Regions from separate parts of the Homo sapiens genome. Here region 2 is linked to region 1. The links are chromatin loops, found by intact Hi-C in ENCODE. Cell type or tissue: heart left ventricle. All regions are shown on one strand.

Region 1 (5,000 bases):
GACTGAATAAATAAACAAATGGGGAGAATAGACAAAGCTCCCATGCAGAATGATTCCCAATAATTGATGCAGATTCTCTGCCCTCAAGAGGGCAGAGCACAATTCCCCCTTGCTTAAGTATGGGCTTATGCTTAGTGTCTTGCTTCCAGAGTATAGTATGAAAAGAGGGGAAGAAGTAACTTCACAGTAAAGAAACCTGACAAGCACTACTTCAGCCACATGACCAAGGTCAACACCACAATGAGAAGGCATGTTTATTGCCCGCATCCTTGATATATAATGTGACAAAAACGGCACTTTACCCTGTGGTCTTCCTCCCCCAAACCCTTAAGCCCATAAGGAGAAAAACCGCAGACAAATGCCAATTGAGGGTCATTATGTTACAGAATACCTGACGAGTACTCTTTAAAAAACTGTGAAGGTCATAAAACACCAGAGAAGGCAGAGATACTGTCACAGCCAAGAGAAGGCTAAGGAGACGTTACTACTAAATGTAATGTCATATCTTGGGTGGGATCTTGGAACAGAAAAAGGACATCAGACAAAAAACTAAGGAAAAGTATGGACTTCAGCTAATAATAATATATTAACACTGGCTAATTTAATTGTAGCAAATGTACTGTACTAATGCAAGATGTTGGTAATAGGAAGAAATGGCTGCAAGGTATATGAGAACTCTGTACCATCTTCACAATTTTTTCCTGTAAATCTAAAACCATTCTGAAATTTACAGTTTATTTAAAAAATAGATATAAATACTTCTAATAGTTTTTTCATCCACTCCAATGGATCATCTTGCAGATCTACTGGGCTGTATATGCCCTCCTCAGAGCCTACTGGTCTAGAGAGTTTCTTGCCTGCTCTAAATGCAGTGAACCCTTTTTGGAGCTCTGAGCCTCTCCAAGCAGGAAGAAGGGCCTTGTGCTACACACTCCCAAGCACTTTCACCCACTCAAGTTGACACAAGGGGCTTCTCGGTTGCGCCATAAGGTAGCCTGACACAAACTGCTTCATCCCGTAAGGAGTCTGGCTGCTCAGCACGGACCTTTCTGTTTAAACAGAAGCGACAGCACATGAATGAACAAGCCTTAGGTGAAAGATTAAGAAGGCAGGTCTCCATCCTTCCATTTCTTTACTGTTCACCACCTTCCACAGAACTCTCCCGGAAACTGTGAGCCTTAGTACTTCTAACCACTCTACTCTCCCACCCCAAAACACCTGCTCTGAAAAAGACACATGAGACCAGGTGAAATGGATCTTGCCTGTAGTCCCAGCACTTTGGGAGGCCTAGGCAAGAGGATTGCTTGAGCCGAGGGGTTTGAGACCAGCCTGGGCAACATAGTGAGGCCCCATCTCTATAAATAAATAAATAAATAAATAAATAAATAAATAAATAAATAAATAAATTTTTATTTAAACAAATAAAAATGTGGTGGCACATGCCTGGGGTCCCAGCTACTTGGAAGGCTGAGGTGTGAAGTGGGATCACTGTTTGGGCCTGGGGGGTTGAGGCTGCAGTGAGCTATAATCAAGCCACTGCACTCCAGCCTGGGTGACAGAGCAAGTCTCTCTCTCAAAAAAAAAAAAAAAAAAAAAAAAGAGACATGATATTCGATTACAATGCATTAGCTCCCTAAAAATATTTACGATTTCAGGGACCCATAAAGTATTATAATAATCTCTAGCTCAGGAATAGAAAATAACATCTCCAGTTTCAGGAAGGAGCAGAAAGGTATTTTGGATAAAGAGACCCTTGATAAGTCAATTGCCCAGAGGAGGGATCCATGGCCTCAGGCTCTGGATCACTTGGCTTCTTGTTCCCCAAGAGCTGGCTCCTGAAGTCCCATCCCCTCCATCCCTACCTTTGGCCTTTTCCATGTGATGGCCTAAATCTTGGTTTTGTGGCTCAGCTCATGGGAGGCCAGGGCCTGAACACCTGCTAGGAACACACAATCTTCAAAGAGGCACTTCTGGGCCAGACATCTTTGAGAACGACAAAATCCTGCCCCTCAAACTTGAGGGGCTGTGCGATGGTGCCCTCTCCATTTCTCCTGTCCCTCTCTTGGATCACACAGTCACAGAAGAATCCTGACAGCAGGTAGGGCATGGCGAATGCTCTGGGAGTAGAGCTGGGCCTTCCCTGCTGCCTCTTTCCCACTGCACCCTCAGTCCACGCCTAATCCTCTTGTGAATGGCCTGGAGCCTAATATAGCTCTTCCACCCTCAGCAGCACCATGCATGGTCAGAGTCAGCAGCTTTGACTGGAGGCCCCTGAGCCCGTGGTCTAGGGGCAACTCTGTGAGAGGGAGCCAGGGAGGGGAGAGAGAGTTCCAAGGACAGCCTCAGGACAGACCGCAGTGGTCTGAGGACCTTTAGGGAACCTTCATCACCCTTTGCTGGGATTCTTCCTCTAAAAAGAAAATATTACTATAGTTACAGAGAGGCTTACTTTGTCTCAGCAAAAGATGTTCATGCCTTTGACACTGGTGATCAAAGGGCTATAGCATGGGGCCTTCTGATATACTAATCCTATACAGGCTACTGAATGCATAGGAGGAATCTGCTCCATGCCATTGTTTGGGGGTAATGACGCCTTCACACTCCTGATGTCCCTGGCCCACCCCTCAAAGACCTTGACCAGTCATTTAGGGACTCTCATCTGTGAAAATGATGCAGAGGGTAGGTAACTTGACTGCAGATGGAAGTCCCTGTTAGAGTAGGTCCCAGTGGCAGTGAGCAGATATCCACTGTTGCAAATTCAGGACCTTTAGGGCAGAGAATGTGGTGGATGGGGAAAGCAGATGAATGTGTGTCATGTGGGAATTATATTCATAAGAAAGCCCAGCCTTTTCAACTTTCACTGTGCTTAAATAGGCAGCTCTAATGTAAGAGCAGGGAGCTGACATGGGAGGAAACTCAGGCCTGGCAGCTTGCCCGCTAGGAGGACACCCAGTCTCCCTGTCTGCTCATGAATGCCTGATGGCCTTTGTCTACTCTGTGCTTCTCAAAGTGTGATCTTTGAACTTCATGCATCAGAATCATCTGGTCTGCCAGTTGAAAATACAGATTCCCAGGGCCCATCCCAGACCTGAGGATTTGGTAGGGGTCTGGGACTCTGCATTTTGAATAGGCTCACCAGGAGAGTCTTATGTCCACTAAAGTTGAAAACCAATGACTTTACTTATTTATTTATTTATTTTTGAGATAGGGTCTTGCTCTGTCACCCAGGCTGGAGTGCGGTGGCATGATCTCGGCTCACTGCAACCTCCACCTCCTGGGTTCAAGCAATTCTCCCGCCTCAGCCTCCCAAATATCTGGGATTACAGGCACCCAGACACCACCATGCCTGGCTAATTTTTGTATTTTTAATAGAGATTGGGTTTCACCATATTGGCTAGGCTGGTCTTGAACTCCTGACCTCAGGTGATCTGCCCGTTTCAGCCTCCCAAAGTGCTGGGATTGCAGGTGTGAGCCACCGTGGCTGGTCGAAACCATGACTTTGGCATTACAGGGTAAATAATAGCTTAAAATAATTTTTTTGTTGTTGAGATGGAGTGTCCCTCTGTCACCCAAGCTGGAGTGCAGTGGCACGATCTCGGCTCACTGCAACCTCCGCCTCCTGGGTTCAACTGATTCTCCTGCCTCAGCCTCCCAAGTAGCTGGGATTACAGGCACCCACCATCACGCCTGGCTAATTTTTGTATTTTTAGTAGAGACGAGGTTTCACCATGTTGGCCAGGCTAGTCTTGAAGTCCTGACTTCAGGTAATCCGCCTGCTTCGGCCTCCCAAAGTGTTGGGATTACACGTGTGAGCCACCGCCTGGGTGAAAGAATGAGACCTTGACTCAAAAAAAACAACAAAAAAAGTGACTTTTGTTTAACCATTTTTGTTAAAAGATGCCTAGGAATAAATCTGACAAAAGATGTTCAAGGCAGGCTGGGCGCAGTGGTTCACACCTGTGATCCCAGCACTTTGGGAGGCCAAGGGTAGGGGGTCACCTGAGGTCAAGAGTTTGAGACTAGCCTGACCAACATGGTGAAATTCTGTCTTTACTAAAAATACAAAATTAGCCAGGCATTATGGTGCATGCCTATAATCCCAGCTACTTGGGAGGCTGAGGCAGGAGAATTGCTTGAACCTGGGAGGTGATGTTTGCAGTGAGCCGAGATTGCACCATTGTACTCCAGCCTGGGCAACAAGAACGAAACTCCATCTCAAAGAAAAAAAAATGTTAAAGATGTCACTGAGAAAATTATAAAACTTTTATTAAAAGACACCTATTTAAATGGAGAAACATCCCTGCTTCATGGATAGGAAGACTCAATATTGTCAAGATGTGTATTCTTCCCATATTGATTCAATGTAACTGCAATAAAAGTCCCAACAGCCTTTTTTTTTTTAATTTTTAAGATTTTTTTTTAATTTTTTTAAGATGGAGTCTTGCTCTGTCACCCAGGCTAGAGTGCAGTACTAGGATTTTGGCTCATTGCAACCTCTGTCTCCTGGGTTCAAGCGATTCTCCTGCCTCAGCCTCCCGAGTAGTTGGGATTACAGGCTCCCGCCACTATGTCCAGCTAATTTTTGTATTTTTAGTAGAGATGTGGTTTCAGCATATTGGCCGGGCTGGTCTCGAACTCCTGACCTCAGGTGATCTGCCCATCTCGGCCTCCCAAAGTGCTGGGATTACAGGTATGAGCCACCACGCCCAGCCTAAAAAAGTATTCTTGAGAGAGTGAAGAGGCAAGTCACAAGGTGGGAGAAGGTATCTGTAACACATCTAACCAAGAAAGGATTAGTATCCAGGATATATAAAGAATGCCTACAATTCAAATTGAAAAAGACAACTCAGTAGAAAAATCAGCAAAAGGCATTAGCAGGTGTTTCATGTACAGTGAAATACAGATGATCAAGGAACAGACAAGTGTACAAAAAAGATGCTTTGCCTTATTTATAATTAGGAAAATGCATCTTTTCTTGTATTTCTTGGCCATTTCTGTCC
Region 2 (5,000 bases), 79 kb after region 1:
AGAAGTATTTTAATTTTGTTAACTCTTTAAAAAATACTTTTATCATTTTTTATTATAAATGTTAAACATGCTCATAATATTTCAACAAAATCTAAGTAAGCAAGGTAGAACATAGCTCCCTACACTCGGTGTAACTCTCCTCACTCCCAGAACACAGCACTATAATGTACAGTCTTTCAGAATGATTGTGACAATTTATTCTTCCACCCATAGTTGTATTTCAGTGCTCAGTTCCCCACATTCTTAACATTGCTGGACTTTATCAATCTTTCAGTTTTTGCCAATCTAAAATTGTAGAAAAAATAAATGCATTTCAGTTTGTATTTCTAAGAGCATGAATGATGTAGGCTAACTTTTATACATTTAATGGGCAACATAGTGAGACCATATCTTCCAAAAAAAAAAAAAAAGGAAAAAGAAAAAAAATATTTGAGTGAAAAATACATTACAAAAGAATATATACAGCATACTTTTATTACATAAAAGTTTTTTTAGAAAAGACGAATCCAAATAATATGTTGTTTGGGAATTCATACATATGTGGGAATCCAATTAAAAACCCCAAGGAGTCTGGGTGCGGCAGCTCACACCTGTAATATGGGCACTTTGGGAGGCCAATGCGGGTAGATTACCTGAGGTCAGGAGCTCGAGACCAGCCTGGCCAACATGGTGAAACCCTGTCTCTACTAAAAATACAAAAATTAGCTGGACGTGGTGGTGGGCACCTGTAATCACAGCTACTTGGGAGGCTGAGGCAGGAGAATTGCTTGAACCTGCAATTGGGAGGCGGAGGTTGCAGTGAGCTGAGATCGCACCACTGCACTCCAGCCTGGGCAACAAGAGTGAAATTCCGTCTTAAAACAATACAAAACTAAACTAAACCAAACCAAATCAAACCCAAGGAAGTGATTAACACAAAATTTAGTAAACTGGTTACCTCTGAAGGTAAGATATACTATGCTAACACCAATCAAAAGAGAGTAAGAGTAGATATATTAATTTCAGACAGAAGAGATTTCAAAGCAAGGAAAATTTGGGGGGATAAAAAGGGATATTACACAATGATAAAGGGATCAATACTCTAAGCAGACATAACAATCTTTTTTTTTTTTTTTTTTGAGACAGAGTTTTGCTCTTGTCGCCCCGCCTGGAGCAATGGTATGATCTCGGCTCACTGAAACCTCCACCTCCCAGGTTCAAGTGATTCTCCCACCTCAACCTCCCAAGTAGATGGAACGACAGGCACATGCCACCATGCCTAGCTAATTTTTTTGTATTTTTAGTAGAGACAGGGTTTCAGCATGTTGGCCAGGCTGGTCTCAAACTCCTGACCTCAGATGATCTGCCTGCCTCAGCCTCCCAAAGTGCTAGTATTATAGCCATGAGCCATTGTGCCCAGCTCAACGTAACAATCTTTAATGCGTGTATGAGTCTAACAGAGCATCAAACTATATAAGGCAAAAACTGATTTGTTGAGCTTTTTAGTCATTGTTAGGATGGAGTAGTGACTTCTAAGCTCCTTACATGCCAGACGGGAAACTGGAAGTCCTTGACTTTTAATTTTGTTCACGCTGTGTGTGTGTGTGTGTGTGTGTGTGTGTGTGTGTGTGTGTGTGTGTGTCTATAATAAAGCTTTTTTTCTTCTTGTGTTGCTTTCTGAGTAGAATCAAAGCTTAAAATGTGTAAGTAATCAAATCCATCAATCTTTTCCTTATGGCTCTTCAGTTTATGTCACACTCTCACAATTACAGAAATATTGTTTTATATTTTCTTCTATTTTTATGTCTTTTTATGTTTAATTTTTATTCATCTGCAATTGATTTTTGTTAATGTTATGAGGTTAAAATCTAACTTAAAATTTTTTCCAGTTAGATCATCTGATTTTCCTAACACAAATATAATTATAAATATAAATGTAAATCATGGAACTATAGCTACCAGTACAACCTCTATGGAAGGCAATTTGGCAATACCTATGAAAACTACAGGCGGGGCGTGGTCGCTCATGCCTGCAATCGCAGCACTTTGGGAGGCTGAGGCGGGCGGATCACGAGTTCAGGAGATCGAGATCATCCTGACTAACACAGTGAAATCCCATCTCTACTAAAAATACAAAAACAAAATTAGCCGGGCATGGTGGTGGGCGCTGTAGTCCCAGCTACTCGGGAGGCTAAGGTGGGAGAATGGCATGAACCCAGGAGGCAGAGCTTGCAGTGAGCCAAGATCATGCCACTGCACTCCAGCCTGGGTGACAGAGCGAGACTCCATCTCAAAAAAAAAAAAAAAAACTACAAATGCACAAACCATCTGATCAACAACTATCCTTTTATGACTCTATACTATAAATATACTTGTATATATGCACAATGACACATATTCAAGGTTATTAGTAAACTAACTAGTTGTAAAACAAGATTAGAAACAACTTTAAATCCCTCAATAGAGAATTTACTCAGTGAATCATGGTAAAGCCATACAACAGAAATTATGTAGCTGCTTTAAAGAAATTAAGAATTATCACATTGTTAACAGAAAAAAGCAAGGTGTAGAATAATGTGTAAAGGTGGCGCCATTTGTGTCAGGAAAGGAAAAGTCAAAGAATATATATAAAATGTGTATACATAAATTGTTTCTGAAAGGATACACAAAAAACTGGAAACACATTACTTTTTTTTTTTTTTTTTTTGAGACAGAGTCTTGCTCTGCTGCCCAGGCTGGAGTGCAATGGTATGATCTCAGCTCACTGCAACCTCCACCTCCTGGGTTCAAGAGATTCTTCTGCCTCAGCCTCTTGAGTAGCTGGGACTACAGGCATGTGCCACTATACCTGGCTAAATTTTTGTATTTTTACTAGAGACAGGGTTTCACCATGTTGGCCAGGCTGGTCTCGAACTCCTGACCTCAGGTGATCCACCTGCCTCGGCCTCCCAAAGTGCTGGGGTTACAGGCATGAGCCACCACACCCGACCAGAACACATTACTTTCAACGATGGAAAGTGGGCAGCTAGAGGACACAGGGGGAAGGAGATTCTTTACTATTATTACATAGAAATGTGTATTAATATATACTCCTTTGTACCATGTGCCTCTTCTACATAAGTAAGTAAAAGGATCAACTTAGATAGGAAAGAAAACAATGTTTAAAAGAAAACAGAACAAAATCATCGGGGTTTACAAAAGAAAAAAAAGCGTTTTTTGTTTGTTTGTTTTGAGACAGAATCTCGCTCTGTTGCCCAGGCTGGAGTGCAGTGCCACAGTCGCAGCTCACTGCAGTCTTGACCTCCTGGGCTCAAGTGATCCTCCTACCTCAGCCTCCCAAGTAACTGGGACTACAGGCATGTGCTATTAAACTCAGCTAATTTTTTTGTATTTTTTTGTAGGACAGGGTTTCACCATGTTGCCCAGGCTGGCTTCAAATTCCTGGGCTCAACTGATTTGCCACCTCGGCAAAAGTGTTATGATTACAGGTGTGAGCCACTGTGCCTGGCTAGAAAAAAGGCTTTACATATAAAGAACATGAGTAGTGGGTACACAGATATTTGTTCTGCTATTATTAGTATTTTTCAGTTAAACAAGTACTTGACTATTCATAAGGCACTAAGAGAGTAGGTGGAGAGATTATGGGGATTTTAAATTTTCTTCTTTTCAATATTTTCTAATCTGCCTATGATGAACAAGTATTAGTTCTGAGATGAGAAAATGAGATATTTTTAGTATCAAAATTTTAAAACAGAAATGAGTTGAAACTCAGAAAAATGACTATGTTGGAATAATGAATGTTGAATGCTTTCTGCAGATCATATAATACGTTTATTATCATGATAAAAATAGAAAGAACTATAGACTAAAAGATTTAAAAACAGTGTTCGTAAGAATGGAATAAGAATCTCCTCCTTACCACCACCTCCTAATTCATGTGAGCACCCCACATAAACAGCTTTGATCAAGCAGATGGTCCCAGAAAATTCCTGGACAACTATTCAAGTCTAGGGTAATTTGTGTTATTGCAAGGGAGTGAAGTGAAATTACGAAGGTATGCTAGTTCACATTAACATTTGTCAGGTCAACAGAGTGCTTTTATAGAAGGGTGTGCAGGGTAGAGAATGCCATCAGTTACACACAGGACATGTTAAGAGTGTAACATTTACAAAAGTTTGGGAATTATTTTTGTCATAAAGCTTGTATTCACCTTCACAGGTGAAAAGGTAAAATTTCTCAGAACAATACTAGAGCAAATAAGGCAAACCAATTTTCTATGGTGCTATGTTATCTATTTAGGCAACTGATATTCATTAACCAGGTTATGTTAAGGTCTTTATGTGTCAAGTAATGCATAAGAATACCTTTGTTTGTGAAGAATCTGTAGATGCTCAAAGTATAATTGGCCCAGGGAATTTATGCTAATCACAACCTCTTCTTCAGACACCAAGTCTACCTTGAATGGGTTTGCTGTGATATGGCACTTCAGGTCTCCTTTTCCATCTGCCAATATCAGACTGCCTGTGTCCCCAGAGCATGAAATCAGCCTAGAAAACAAAACAGGAAGAGAGAAACAAGCTGCTATAGGTTTACATGGCCCTATGTGATTTGTACTTCCAAGTAATTAATTAGTAAATCAATATTCATGTGACATAGCCATAGATAAGGCAACAGAGAAAAGTTAATGAGAGCATTGGCTTTGATGCCAAAGAGCTTAAATTGAGCATAACTCTATCATATACGTTATAACTTCGGATAACAAAGTTATCCAACTTTTCTAGGTCTTGGTTTCCTTATCTGTAAAGTGAAAATAACAAAAGCAACAACAAAGTTTTTGGAGAGAATTAAATGAGATCACATGTGTAAAGCTCTTGACACAGTGCCAGACACATTAAAAAAAAAAACACACAGTAAATGTTAGCTATCATCGTTGTCATCATCATCACCTTGGTCTGGAAGGTCTAGTAACTTTCTAGATTTTGGTGTGTAAAATCTAACTATTGTTTTTCTTTCTCATTCCA

Evidence for each region. Hi-C counts contacts between places; a loop is a spot of excess contacts. Peaks named below come from ENCODE experiments on the same cell type or tissue, not always from the same donor. Only the 100,000 strongest peaks of a DNase experiment are listed, where the experiment ranks them.
Region 2: it touches region 1 in a loop (1.9-fold over the local background); 1 of 110 quality-filtered maps calls a loop at or near these places.

The regions. Positions count from the first base shown.
Region 1 is chr15:42,371,394-42,376,393 of GRCh38, reverse strand. The region is part of intron 1 of CAPN3 (calpain 3); the gene reads right to left. Among named protein-coding and RNA genes, the nearest start is that of CAPN3, 14 kb to the right of the region's middle. In heart left ventricle, no CTCF peak of the experiment used is centred here; a DNase peak (open chromatin) is centred at 2,943.
Region 2 is chr15:42,292,261-42,297,260 of GRCh38, reverse strand. GANC (glucosidase alpha, neutral C) reads right to left here. Exons shown (of 24, transcript NM_198141.3): 5 at 4,344-4,526. Among named protein-coding and RNA genes, the nearest start is that of TMEM87A, 21 kb to the right of the region's middle. In heart left ventricle, no CTCF peak of the experiment used is centred here; no DNase peak of the experiment used is centred here.